Linked DNA regions of Homo sapiens: regions 1 and 2 are each linked to region 3. Evidence: read pairs that join two places in POLR2A ChIA-PET (ENCODE). Cell type or tissue: CD4-positive, alpha-beta T cell. All regions are shown on one strand. Region 1 overlaps LOC124905974 (a long non-coding RNA gene). Region 2 overlaps MIR3681HG (MIR3681 host gene). Region 3 overlaps MIR3681HG (MIR3681 host gene).

The links. ChIA-PET counts read pairs that join two places held together with the same protein. Peaks named below come from ENCODE experiments on the same cell type or tissue, not always from the same donor. Only the 100,000 strongest peaks of a DNase experiment are listed, where the experiment ranks them.
Region 1: POLR2A ChIA-PET joins it to region 3 with 8 read pairs; 6 of 35 experiments call an interaction of 5 or more read pairs at or near these places.
Region 2: POLR2A ChIA-PET joins it to region 3 with 5 read pairs; 3 of 35 experiments call an interaction of 5 or more read pairs at or near these places.

What each region holds. Positions count from the first base shown.
Region 1 is chr2:12,707,374-12,711,373 of GRCh38, forward strand. LOC124905974 (a long non-coding RNA gene) reads right to left here. Exons shown (of 2, transcript XR_007086222.1): 1 at 1,153-4,000. Among named protein-coding and RNA genes, the nearest start is that of TRIB2, 7.6 kb to the right of the region's middle. In CD4-positive, alpha-beta T cell, no CTCF peak of the experiment used is centred here; a DNase peak (open chromatin) is centred at 1,958; H3K27ac peaks cover 2,728 bases.
Region 2 is chr2:12,497,138-12,501,137 of GRCh38, forward strand. The region is part of intron 4 of MIR3681HG (MIR3681 host gene); the gene reads left to right. Among named protein-coding and RNA genes, the nearest start is that of TRIB2, 220 kb to the right of the region's middle. In CD4-positive, alpha-beta T cell, no CTCF peak of the experiment used is centred here; no DNase peak of the experiment used is centred here; H3K27ac peaks cover 2,526 bases.
Region 3 is chr2:12,043,311-12,047,310 of GRCh38, forward strand. The region is part of intron 2 of MIR3681HG (MIR3681 host gene); the gene reads left to right. Among named protein-coding and RNA genes, the nearest start is that of MIR3681HG, 38 kb to the left of the region's middle. RefSeq lists an enhancer at 3,089-3,198. In CD4-positive, alpha-beta T cell, CTCF peaks have their summits at 1,640 and 1,872; a DNase peak (open chromatin) is centred at 1,691.

The DNA.
Region 1 (4,000 bases), 660 kb after region 3:
TCTGAATTTCAATTTTGTCTCTACCCAACAAAAGTAACTCGTTCTTGTTGAATCTCAGTTTTTCTTGTCTATAAAATGGGGTTAATCCTCCCTGTATTTCACCGTTACCAAAAGGAAGATATGAGGTAGTGGTTGCAAAGTGCTTGTCATAAACTTAATGTAGAAAAATGTATTACCTCCTGGAACCTTCCTTCTTTGCTCCTCCCTAGGGAGTGAGATGGAATCAATAAGATGGCCAGGCCAGATATTTGGAGCCTGTGGCAAAAGTTAAATCCATCATACTGATTCACTCTATTTATTTAAAATCTTGATGGGTTTTTCATCAGAGTTTTTTGCCTTAATATTTATTTTTTAAAATATTGTATGAAAATATTTGTCTTGATTACTGATTTTTTTTTAGCTCCCCCTTTCAATTTTTGCACCTGAGACAAGTGCCTGGCTCTCCATACCCTAGTTGGGATCCTGGATACCTAACTAATCAAGAAAGCCTCCTTTGGCCCGAGCACAAAGCTAACCAGGATTCTTTCATAATATCACAAACTCCAAGAGTCCCTGTACCCCAGATGCTGGCAGGCTGTGGATGGAACACTTTGGTCTGCAATGCAGAATGATTCTCTCATCATCTGGGGACGTAGGGCTTTTCTTATAGCATCAGGGTAAAACTTTTTTCTTTTTTTTTTTTTTGTCTGAGATGACCTAGCAAGGGTCCCTGGTTGGAAGGGAGATGAGCTTCCTACAATGGGATGTTTTCCCAGTCTTATGTGTGCTTTGTCTGTTTCCCTGAGGAATTTTAGTGAACTTAGAGAAAAGGAACATGTTAGCAGCACGTGGGGCTGGCCTGGAAGAGAGGCTCTGCCAGGCCCTGATGAATCCCCATTTTCTGGCTGAGAATCCTTGCCATGCCTTCTGTATGTCATACCCGTATGTTGAGGTTTGTGCCTCTCCCATCAGGCTGAGAGCAGCCAGAAGACACGAGATCATAGCACATCCTTAACTTTCTTGCCTTGCACAGGCTCAGTGAGGAGAAAGAGGCAAGGGGAGAAAGAGAGAGGAGAGGGGAGGTGTTAATTAGGATTCTCCAGAATGACAGAACTATTAATAATAGGATATATGTATATATGAAAGGGAGTTTATTAAGGAGAATTGACTCACACTATCACAAGGTAAAGGAAGTCCCATGATAGATCCTCGGCAAGCTGAGGAGGTAGGAAACCAGTGGTGGCTCAGTCTGAGTCCAAAAGCCTCAGAAGTAGGGAAGCCTTCAGTCTGTGGCCAAAGGCCCGAGAGCCCCTGGCAAACCACTGGTGCAAGTCCAAGAGTCCAAAGGTTGAAGAACCTGCAGTCTGATGTCCAAGGGCAGGAAGCATCTAGCACGAGAGAATGATGAAGGACGGAAGACTCAGAAAACCAGCTTATTCCACCTTATTCTGTCTGCTTTGTTTTAGCCACGCGGGGCTGGCAGCCAATTGGATGGTGCCCACGTACATAGAGTGTGGGTCTTCCTCTCTCAGTCCACTGACTCAAATGTTAATCTCCTCTGGCACCCTCACAGACACACCCCAAAACAATACTTTTCCAGTTATCTAGGCATCCTTCAAACTAATCAAGTTGGCATCTAGTATTAACCATCACAGGAGGAGAAAGAGAAGTTTAACTAATGTGTTTATATTAATATTGGCCGTGGTGGTGGTAAGAGCCTACACTCACTGCCAACCAGACAGAAAGTGAGCACTTTACCTGTGGACCATCTAAACCTGACAATCACTCTATGAGGTCTGTACTATTATTGTGTCATTTTAAAGAAGCCAAAAGTAAGATTTAAGGATATTATAGAGTTTACCTAAGGCCATACAGCTACTGAACTTCAGAGGAAGTACTCAGGCAAATGCTTGGCCTATTTAATGATAGTTGGTTGACTTTTGCATTCAGCTTTTTTCTAGATGTGGTTTCCCCAGGGTCTGTCAGAGATCACACCTTGGAGTCACTGAGCAGCTGTGCCATTTAGAAAGCTGTTTACTTCCTGGAGTCAAAATCCTGTCTAACTCACATTTGTTAGTAAGCTCTTTTATTGAATCATGTGAAATTTGAATGATATCAAATTTCATATTGTCCAGAGTATAGAAATTATAGTTTTTAACTGCCTAAATGAAAAAATATGAAATCTGTTATTTGTCTACATTTTTGTATTTTATTAACCACAAAAGCAGGTGTAAATATTTGTAATGAGAATGTGGAGATATGGGTGAGCCAGATTGTTTATTCCATCCATAGTCTACTGAGTAGATTACTTTACATAGAGCTGAGACTCCATGCTACACTTGCTCTACTACAGTCCACCTGAGGATCCAGGACTCACAAATCAGAAACCACTATCCTACAGATGTCACCTTTTTGTTCAGACATGCTTTCCTGTTTAGCGATGGCTAATGTTGCATTCACATCAAATTCCATGCACAGGGCCCTGATGCATGATCCAAAAATTGTCTTAGATTTAGAATGCTATTTGGACACAGAAGGTAATAAAAAGTGGAGCAAAGGGGACAAAAGGAGAAAGTGCAGGGGGAGAGAACAGGGAGTGGCAGGAAGGAGAACTGTATCATACAAAGATTGCAGGATTTTCCACTAGAATGACCAGGTTTGTGTTCACGGGCTAGTAAATTCCTTGAGACGCAGGTTTCTTCTACTGAGGCTAATAACAAAACCTCTTTTAAGGAGTTGTTGTTTGGATTAAATAAGACAAAATGCATAAGGGTGTTTGTTAAATTGGCAAGCCTGGTACACATATTAATTCTCTTCAACCTTAATCTGAGTTCTCAGGGTCATCCAAGGCCAAGTTGATGATTGATTTGGTGCCCAAATTGGATGGAATCTCAATGCATCGGTGTTCAGATATTGGTCTACTTGTTACATGCCTGATTTTCCCACACTAAAGGTTATATTGTAAAAGCTGAAGGGAATCTTAAGTGATAATTTGATTTTGCCTATTTTCTTCATAAGGAAGGTATTATTATCTCCATTCCATCCAAGAGCAACGATGGTCAGGGAAGTTAAATACCATTCAAGGCCTCTGAAGCTTGTGAAACCAGGGGTGGTCTGGACCCAGGTCTGTCTGCTCCTTTGAGGTCTGTGTGCTAGGTGTGGGAACGCGCACTAGATTTACCAGAACACCCTTCAAATGGAATCATTTACAGTAACCTAGCACTCTACATAATATGTAAATTTGTAGCACTTCCTGGACTAGCTGCTTCATTTTACCTGTTTTTACTTTTTTTATTAGCTGCTCAGCAATACTTAACAGGACGGTAGGCAATTTGCAACACTCAGAAAATTCCCATATGTTGGGTTTCCCACCCTACTCTAAGAACAACAACAAAATTTTCTTGTATCTCATTTCACTTGTGAGCACACAAGAGCTATTTTCCTGTATGAGAAGAAGAGTTACAAAACCAGGGCCTAGAAAGAAGTGGTGCTAATATTACTATTTCTTCTGTATTTATACCCTGGTCTTTTCCCAGTGGACAATTTATCCAGAGACAAAAACACATCCCCAGCCTAGCCATGGTAAAGTAAGCAAGTGAGCAAACAAACAAGCAAAAAGGCATAGGTCACTCAAGTGGAAAGTCCTGCAATTTTTGTATGATACAGTTCTCCTTCCTGCCACTCCCTATTGTCTCCCCTGCACTTTCTCCTTGTGTCCCTTTTCCTCCTCTATGACCTACTGTGTCCAAATAGCATTCTAAATCGAAGACAATGATTGGATCATGCATTGGGGCCCTGTGAGTAGAATTGCATGTAAATACAACATCAACCACTGCAAAACAGGGAAGTACATCTGCATAAAAAGGTGACATCTAAAAGGTGACCTTTTAATAGGTACTACTAAAAAATACCTTGTAAATAAGCAGCTGCTTCTCCAACACGAGCTGTTAAAAAAATTGAGAATGGAAATCACCATTATGGAAGGATTTTACGTGGGCCATTCAATCCAAAGGTTCAGTCA
Region 2 (4,000 bases), 450 kb after region 3:
GGCTGGGAGGCTAGACCAGTCTCTCTTTTCACGTTTTTCTGCCTGCTTATATTCTAGCCGTGCTGGCTAGAATATTAGATGGTGTCCACCCAGATTAAGAGTGGGTCTGCCTTTCCCAGCCCACTGACTCAAATGTTAATCTCCTTTGACAACGTACTCACAGACACACTCAGAATCAATACTTTGCATCCTTCAATCCAATCAAGTTGACACTTAGTATTAACCATCACAGCAGGCATTTGATACTTCAGAACACAGCTTTGGTACACCCTGGATTGGAAATTGTGGTTATATGTTAGTACCTAGTACATCTAATGCCCTGTGATAGATTCTGTGATTGTAATAGTGAATAACTAAAATACATCAGAGTATTCAAAGCTAAGTATTTTATCATCATTTTATATAATAACAAAAGCTATCTCAAATTTTCTTGTGAAAATTAAATAGAATGAGCTGTGTATTCTGGGACATAGTAAATGCCCAATAAATGGAGCTTCAAAAACATCACCATATGCAATGTGTAAATCTTAAATAGATCCTGACTTAAAAAATAAAAACTATAATGAACATCCTTGGGACAGTTATGAAAACTTGGATTTGAGTTGGATATTCAACATTAGGGCATTATTGTTAGCTGTCTTATGTGTGACAATGACATTGAGGTTGTGAAGGAGAATATACATGCTCTTAAATCATGCATGAGCAAGTATTTATGGGTGAAGTGTCATGACGGTTGCAACTTATTTTCAATGGTTCAGAAATATAGTGAGATAAAGAAGAATGTTACTAGTAGTTAAATGTAGGTTGTTGGTTTATGGGTACTCTTAATCTATTCTTTCAACTTTTCTGGATATTTGAAAACTCTCAGAATAAAAAAACTGAGGGAGAAAAAGAAATTGTGGTTTAGACTTGAAGTTCAATTGGGACTTCCTGTCTTTGAATTTAAATTTTAGATCTGTATACCCAGGTATGCTGAGGTCTTCAGAGAAAATTGGTGGTGGAGAGTGGTGGGTAGCAGGGAGAGAGAAAGAAAGAAAGAGGGAGAGAGAGAGAAAAAGAGAGAATACCTTGATTCAGATTTATGATTTTGCAGTACAGAAGTTGAGAGCCGTGTATACCTTTGGAGGTGTCAGAATACCAAGTGAGAGCTGCATTTAACACAGAGACCCTGCCTGCTAGTAAAATATAGTTTAATAAATTCGAGTTCTCACTAATTCGATTAATAAAAAGTCTCTTTTTGGGAAAATGGGAGCTGGTGGAGCATTTGTAAACCTACTCCCCCAATAGGAAGAAGGAAGAATTATTTTTCACTGAGTTCACATTGCTAGTGAGGAGAAAGGGAAAAGGCATCACATGCCAGCCTGTGCCTTTTCCCTACCCCTCATGCAGGAGTGAGTGGGACTCTATTTGCAGATGGCCTAGGAACGTAGGCAATCCTCAGATATGGTAGACCTTGTGAGTTTGGTCAAGGAGTTTGGATATAAACCTCTGAAGATTTCTAAAGAGCATAGTTGCAGGATAATATGTGCATTTTAAAATCATCATTCTGGTGTGGTAACAAATATTTGTCAGAAGAGCAAGAGACCAAATTAAGATTCTGTTATAAAAATTTAAGGAAGAGACAACAGTGGCTTGCTCTGGGATAGAGGCGGTGGGACAGGAGAAAGGTGAATGTCTGAGAGGTCCTCAGGAGGTGATTGGATGTGAGTGGGATGAGTCAGAGAGAGGAGTCACAAGACACTTCTGTGGTTCCAGCTTGAGCAGCTGGGTGGATTGTGTTGGGACAATAGCTGGGGAGCTGTTTTGGAAAGCAGGAAAGTTATGGGATAGTCAGAGACATCTCAGGTTTTAATTAACTCTGAGTCACCCAAATGAAGTTGCCTTAACATTGCTGGATACATGGGTATGGATTTCAGGAGGAAAGACTATACTGGAGCTAGGGATTTGGGAGATGTTAGCATATACATAGTAAATGCATTCAGGGACTGAGGGGTTTTTCTGAGAAGCACGATTTTTAGTGCTAAAACCAGGAGCATCCTGACAAACCAAGACGAATTGGCCACCCTACTCATAAGTAAATGTGCTAGTGAGGAAGGCATACGAAAGAGATGAGGAGAAGATATTCCAGAGATATATTCTCAAATATGAGGCAGCAAACAAGGGGAGCTTTACTAACAGTCAACAGAGTCCTGTCCCTAATGGGGCATGAATCTCTATATGCCCAGAGAAATGCCTGTCCATGTGCCCACTAAATGCCTGATTATTGTAATTAATCTTTTATTTGCTCACATGAAAACGTCAATACTTCACTCAAAACCATTAGATTTAGGGTCTTCATTGTCTAGAGAACAGTGTTCAAATTTCTTGTTTGAACACTTACGTTTCTCAGCAAATATAATGTGGATTTTGCTTCTTCATTTCCCCTTCATAATCCCAGCTCTCCAGCTACATGGATTAATTTTTCATGCTTGGAGTATCTATTTTCCATTCATCATTTATCTGTAGAACTTTGGAAAGGCCCTCCCTGCCTCCAAAGTGCCAGCATTATTTGTCCATCTCAATGTCACCTCCTTCGTAAGACCTTCCTCATCTCATCATGCTCTTAGCATCCCCTCAACAAGCATTCATGATGCTCCCGTTGTTCAGGCTCTGTGCAAAGGTCTGTAGATAAATATATAACTAAGGGACAAGCGTTGTCTTTAAGAGGAAGCTTTGGGTTTCACCTTCCTTCTTGGTGCCCCCAGAGCACTTACTTTTTATGTACCATCTGCTCTGCATTTTAGCTGCTTTGGCATTTGTCCAAAGGAAGAAGGTGCTTTGGACAGAAGGCTGGACTCGGGAGCCAGGGCACCTGGTTCACCCCCTGCTCTGCTGCCGCCCCTCCATTAGTTGCCCAATGTCTTTTTTTTCTTTTTTCTTTTTTTTTTTTTTTTGGTTTTTGAGATGGAGTCTCTCTCTGTTGCCCAGGCGGGAGTGCATTTTTCATGTGATCTCGGCTCACTACAACCTGTGCTTCCTGGGTTCAAGCAATTCTCCTGCCTCAGTGTCCCGAGTACATGGGATTACAGTCACCTGCCACCATGCCTGGCTAATTTTTTTTTTGTATTTTTAGTAGAGGCAGAGTTTCATCACATTGTCCAGGTTGGTCTCCAACTCCTGCCCTCAGGTGATCCACCCTCCTCGGCCTCCCAAAGTGCTGGGATTACAGGCATGAGCCACCGCACCCAGCCTGCCCAATGTCTTAGAGCCTCCGTTATCTCGTTCATATCATAACCTCATAAAGTAGCAGTATGGATCCGATGAAATAATTGATATAAAAATGGCTTCTTTACTGTGAAAAAATGCATATATATGTATATGTCCTCATTTGCTGCTCAACGTCAGAGAGCATGGGTCAGCTTTATACCACACAGCAAACTTGCCTCATCTGTTTCTGGTATAGACTCAAAACTCCATTAATGCCAAGTAACATCTGACGGTGTATGGGTGGAAAGGAGACAGTCTCAGGTGCTGAAAGAAGAGGCGATCAAACTTAATGACAAATTTTGCTGTGTTCTTTATGAATATGCAGAAAGCTTGGGAAATGTCCTTGAATTTATAAAATTAGGTGAAAGGAATGAGATAAGTCTCGACATGTCTGACTTTTCATGCCTATAGGCACCCATTTTTCTGCAGACACATGGGGGCTGTGCATCTTCTTGTTCTGCTGGGTCTTAGAATTGTGGAAATGCAGCCTCCCACAACTCACGGGGCATTGAAGAGACCCTGACTCTCTTCCAATGTTTAGGGAGGAAACTGAGCTCCTGAGAAAGGACTGAAGAATCCAAGCTAGAGAGAGTTAGAGGAACAAAGAGTCTACAAGTTTGAGCTTCAGCTCTCAACAGGGCCTTTCACCTCCCTGCTACCTGGGGGCTCTGTCTTAGCTGTCACAGTGCAGCCAGCACTGTCAATGATCTATCAATTGGCAGCTCTCTTATGTTTTGGTCTGGAGCCACTTTAG
Region 3 (4,000 bases):
TTGCGCCACTTCCCCCCAGCCTGGGCAAGAGAGGGAGAGATGCTGTCTCTATACAAAGAAAACAAGAAAAGAAAGAAATGATACTGGACCTTGCACAATGCTTTTATGGGAAAGATGATGCATCTTGATGGAAAACAAATATAGGAGTATTTAATATGTGCCAATTGGTTTGCATATGTACAAAGCCAATCACCAAAACCATAAAACCAGCAATAATGAAGAATTTACCAAGATCCCATAGCTAGAGGAGAACACAGGGTCAGAATTTAAGCTCAGGTTTTTCTCACCTCAAAGTTCTGCTCTGAGGACAGGAGTGGTGCTAGGAGAATAATGCAGGCTTTACCCTGTCCCTAAGGTGCAGGGTCAATAGTCCAAATTGCAGTGTCTGAGGGATGTGGTAGAGTTTAGCCTGATTCAGGCTCTATTAGCCCTCAATGGACCTAGGGTATGAGGGCAGATACTAGTAGGCAGAATGGATGTTGTAATACAGGTGCATAAAAAGCTTGGGCTTCCAGGAGTTTGGTGCCTTTGAGAAGCTCAAGGCTGTGTAGACCTTGCCAGGGATGAGCTTCAGGTTTTGGAGTAAACTTCACTGAAAAGACCAAGGCACATGGAAAAGTATTTGGAGAAACAGGTGTGGTCTGTGGTGTGAAGGAACAGATCAATGCTAAAACTCCGTCTCTTAGTCAGTGAAACTAAGTTGCCTTCTCCACGGTCGTCTAAGGAATTGGCCAGACCTAAACTTACAGGACAGCCTAAAGCTCACAGGGTGGGAGTCATGTAATTCACATGGAAACTCTGGGAGGCGGTAGAATCACTTAGTTCCTGGTTAATGGAAAGGGAGACTGAGGATCATGGAAGTGATATAATTTTTCCAAGTTCATAAAGCTTATACATGTGGAAGTGTGGGTTTGATCCAATGTTCTTTGCTCTTCTGCTTGAGTTATTTGCCCTATTCCAGAGATGGGAAAAGGAATTCCAGGAGACAGCATGTGAAAAAGCTGAGGACTTGGAAGGGTGGCTGGTCAAAATATTCATTTGACAGGATCAGATAAATGGATTTTTGTGTGGAAAAAATGAAAGAGGAAGAAACACCAAACACTGCCATTGCTTAAGAACTTCTCCAAGTGCTCTAAAACTGGAGATGTGTCTAGTCCTTTATGGTAAAATATAGGCTGTCTGGGCTTCCATCTCCCCATATTGGAAGTAATGCTTAGGGAAGCTTGGTCTTGGGAGCCAGATGAATTTGGTTTCAAATTTGAGTTCCACTATTTACTAGCCTCTCTAGACTCAGTTTCTTCATCTACAGGGAGAATCATAAAGTCTACCTTGTGTGGATTGGGATCAATATAAAGAAATCACTTAGCCCTTCTTGGTGCCCATGAAATGATAGTTGCCATTTTTTACCATCATGACCCTCTATTTAGGAGGAGCAAAGAACATCTAGGAGATGATAGAGGGTCATGATGAGTTCTAGCATCTAGGAGATCACAACAACTAAGGGCTCCAAAAGGGAGAGAGAGATGAAGAGGAAACAGGGGAGACAAAAAAGCAGTATTTCAAGGAGACAAGAGGAATCTATTTTCACTTGTCATTTGCATGCGTGGAAGGATGAACACCCCAGAGGGTTTCTGCTGCTCCTGGCTAGGCGTTGCCGCTACTGGCCTGCAGAGGATGTGGGCATACCCTCAGTGCAACAAAACAAAACAAGTTCCCTTTCCTTTGGACCGTGATTAAAGCCACTGTGGGTGTGCTTTGCATGTACAAAGCGTATTTTCAATTGAGATCTTCAATCAGCATCTCATACAATTTGAGAAGCAGCCTTAAGCCTACTGCTAAGCTTGCTCAGGACTTGGCAGGGAGTGAATTCAATGCCAGCTCTACATACGGCGTCTACAGCTACGATTTCAGCCAGGGCTTTGGAATCTTCAGGTTTGGTGGAGCTGTCTTCTCCAGGGAGAGGCTCCTAGTGGCCCATAATCTGGATCTTTGCAGCTGAGTTAAGAGAAAAAATATTAGTATCATAATCTGCCAAGGAGTTTGCGGCCAAATGCCAGCTCTGACTGCTATTCATTCATGCACTTGATAGACATTTGCTGAGTGCCTACTGTGTCCCGGGTCCTGAGCCAAGTGCTGAAGGTTCAAATATAGTATTAAAAATAGCAAAATGTAGCTGCCATTTATTGAGTACCCAGTATGTGCCAGGCCCTGTGCTAGGCAATAATAACGTGAAGTGAGAACCAAGAATAGTGATAATTTTCACCACTTTTTAGTCATTTTCAGCTGGGTACTCAAGTTTTGCTCCTGTGTTTACCCCTCACACAGCTTTGAGAGGACGAATCCTAGTTAGGAATTGGTTACCATTTGCTATCCCTCAAAAACCTTTAATTACTTGTCACTTTTCCGTGAAAAAGTCATTAAAAATTTATATTTATTTCAGACGAGATGGGGCACATTCAGGGTGGTCTGGCTGTAGACTAAAAATTTGTATTTATTTCAAATAATAAGTATTCTTCAACAGTCATAATCTACCACTTCTCTTCTGGGATGTCTTCTAACTGAGAGAACCTTGAGCAGTCGCTGGGGCTTCCCATGCTATCCCAGTATCGGCCATGTGTCCGTGCGGCACGGGCAGATGGTTTTCCGGTCAGGTGTAACTGAAATGTATTTTCTCAACACAGTCTGGCAGGCAATGCAGTCTCCACAAATGCATATCACATCTCATAAAGAAACCATGCATATTGCATGAGCTCCAAATGTAGAAACAGATACTCATAAAATACAAGCCTCAAAATAAAACCGAAACATTTCAAAACAACAGCAGTTGCAACGCCACCAATTTATTTATTTAATTTTTTTTTTTTTCAACAAGATCGTGAAACAAATCCCCACAGTCCCTGAGCAGAATCTGAAAATCCCAACAGCCCTGGTGAGGGTTTGAAATGGGTCCTTCTTGTAGGTGGGGGAAGCAATAGACTGACAGACTCAGATAGCAGTTTTGTTGAGCAAAATGTCTTTTCCTGATCTGGAAGCTGGCAAAGATGAAAGCAAAATCAAATAGCAGTTTTTCCAGAATGGAGTCAGAAGGTCCTATTTTTGCAGATCCCATTTCTGAATGGTTTGAAGTCTTGGTAGCTGGGGCTACCTGCCCTGGTTTGGTCGTTTTCACTCTCAGTTTTGAGGTGACACAGGGCAGGGGTCTTGTTCTGTTTCCTCCCAGGTGCCTAGTGCAGTGCCCAGGACCTATGGCTCAGTGAACATCTGTTGGATGCTTTTCCCAGCCCTGTCCCCAGCTGTTCACTCTAATTCCATTCCCTCCTTTCCCGTTTTGGAGCACGTATTGCTATGCGAGTGAGAGTGACATTATGATGGGGATAACCTTTAATGTGCTCTAATTTATGAAAAAAGTAACATTTAAAAAGTTGGTACTTTATTATTAGTGCTGTGGACATCTGTTGATTTTGGATTTTTAGCATTCCTTTCCTCTTACAGTAACAACCACCTCCTTTCTGTTGGGAAATTGGCATTCCTTTCTTCTTGCCCCAGGGAGCATGGGTTGCTCTCCCCTTTACATGTTCTTTGCATCCCACACAGATTAGGCAGTTTCTGCAACATTGTAAATCACAATTTTTTTGTTTTGTTTTGAGATGGAGTCTCATTCTGTCGCCCAGGCTGGAGTGCAGTGACACGATCTTGGCTCACTGCAAGCTCCACCTCCTGGGTTCATGCCATTCTCCTGCCTCAGCCTCCCCCGAGTAGCTGGGACTACAGGTGCCCGCCACCATGCCCAGCTAATTTGTTTTATTTTTAGTACTGATGGGGTTTCACCATGTTAGCCAGGACAGTCTCGATCTCCTGACCTTGTGATCTGCCCGTCTCAGCCTCCCAAAGTGCTGGGATTACAGGCATGAGCCACCACGCCTGGACGTAACTCATTAATTTATTTGCCATTCTTTCTACTCCCTGGTCTATGTGCTTATTCAAGGTGAAAATGGTGTGT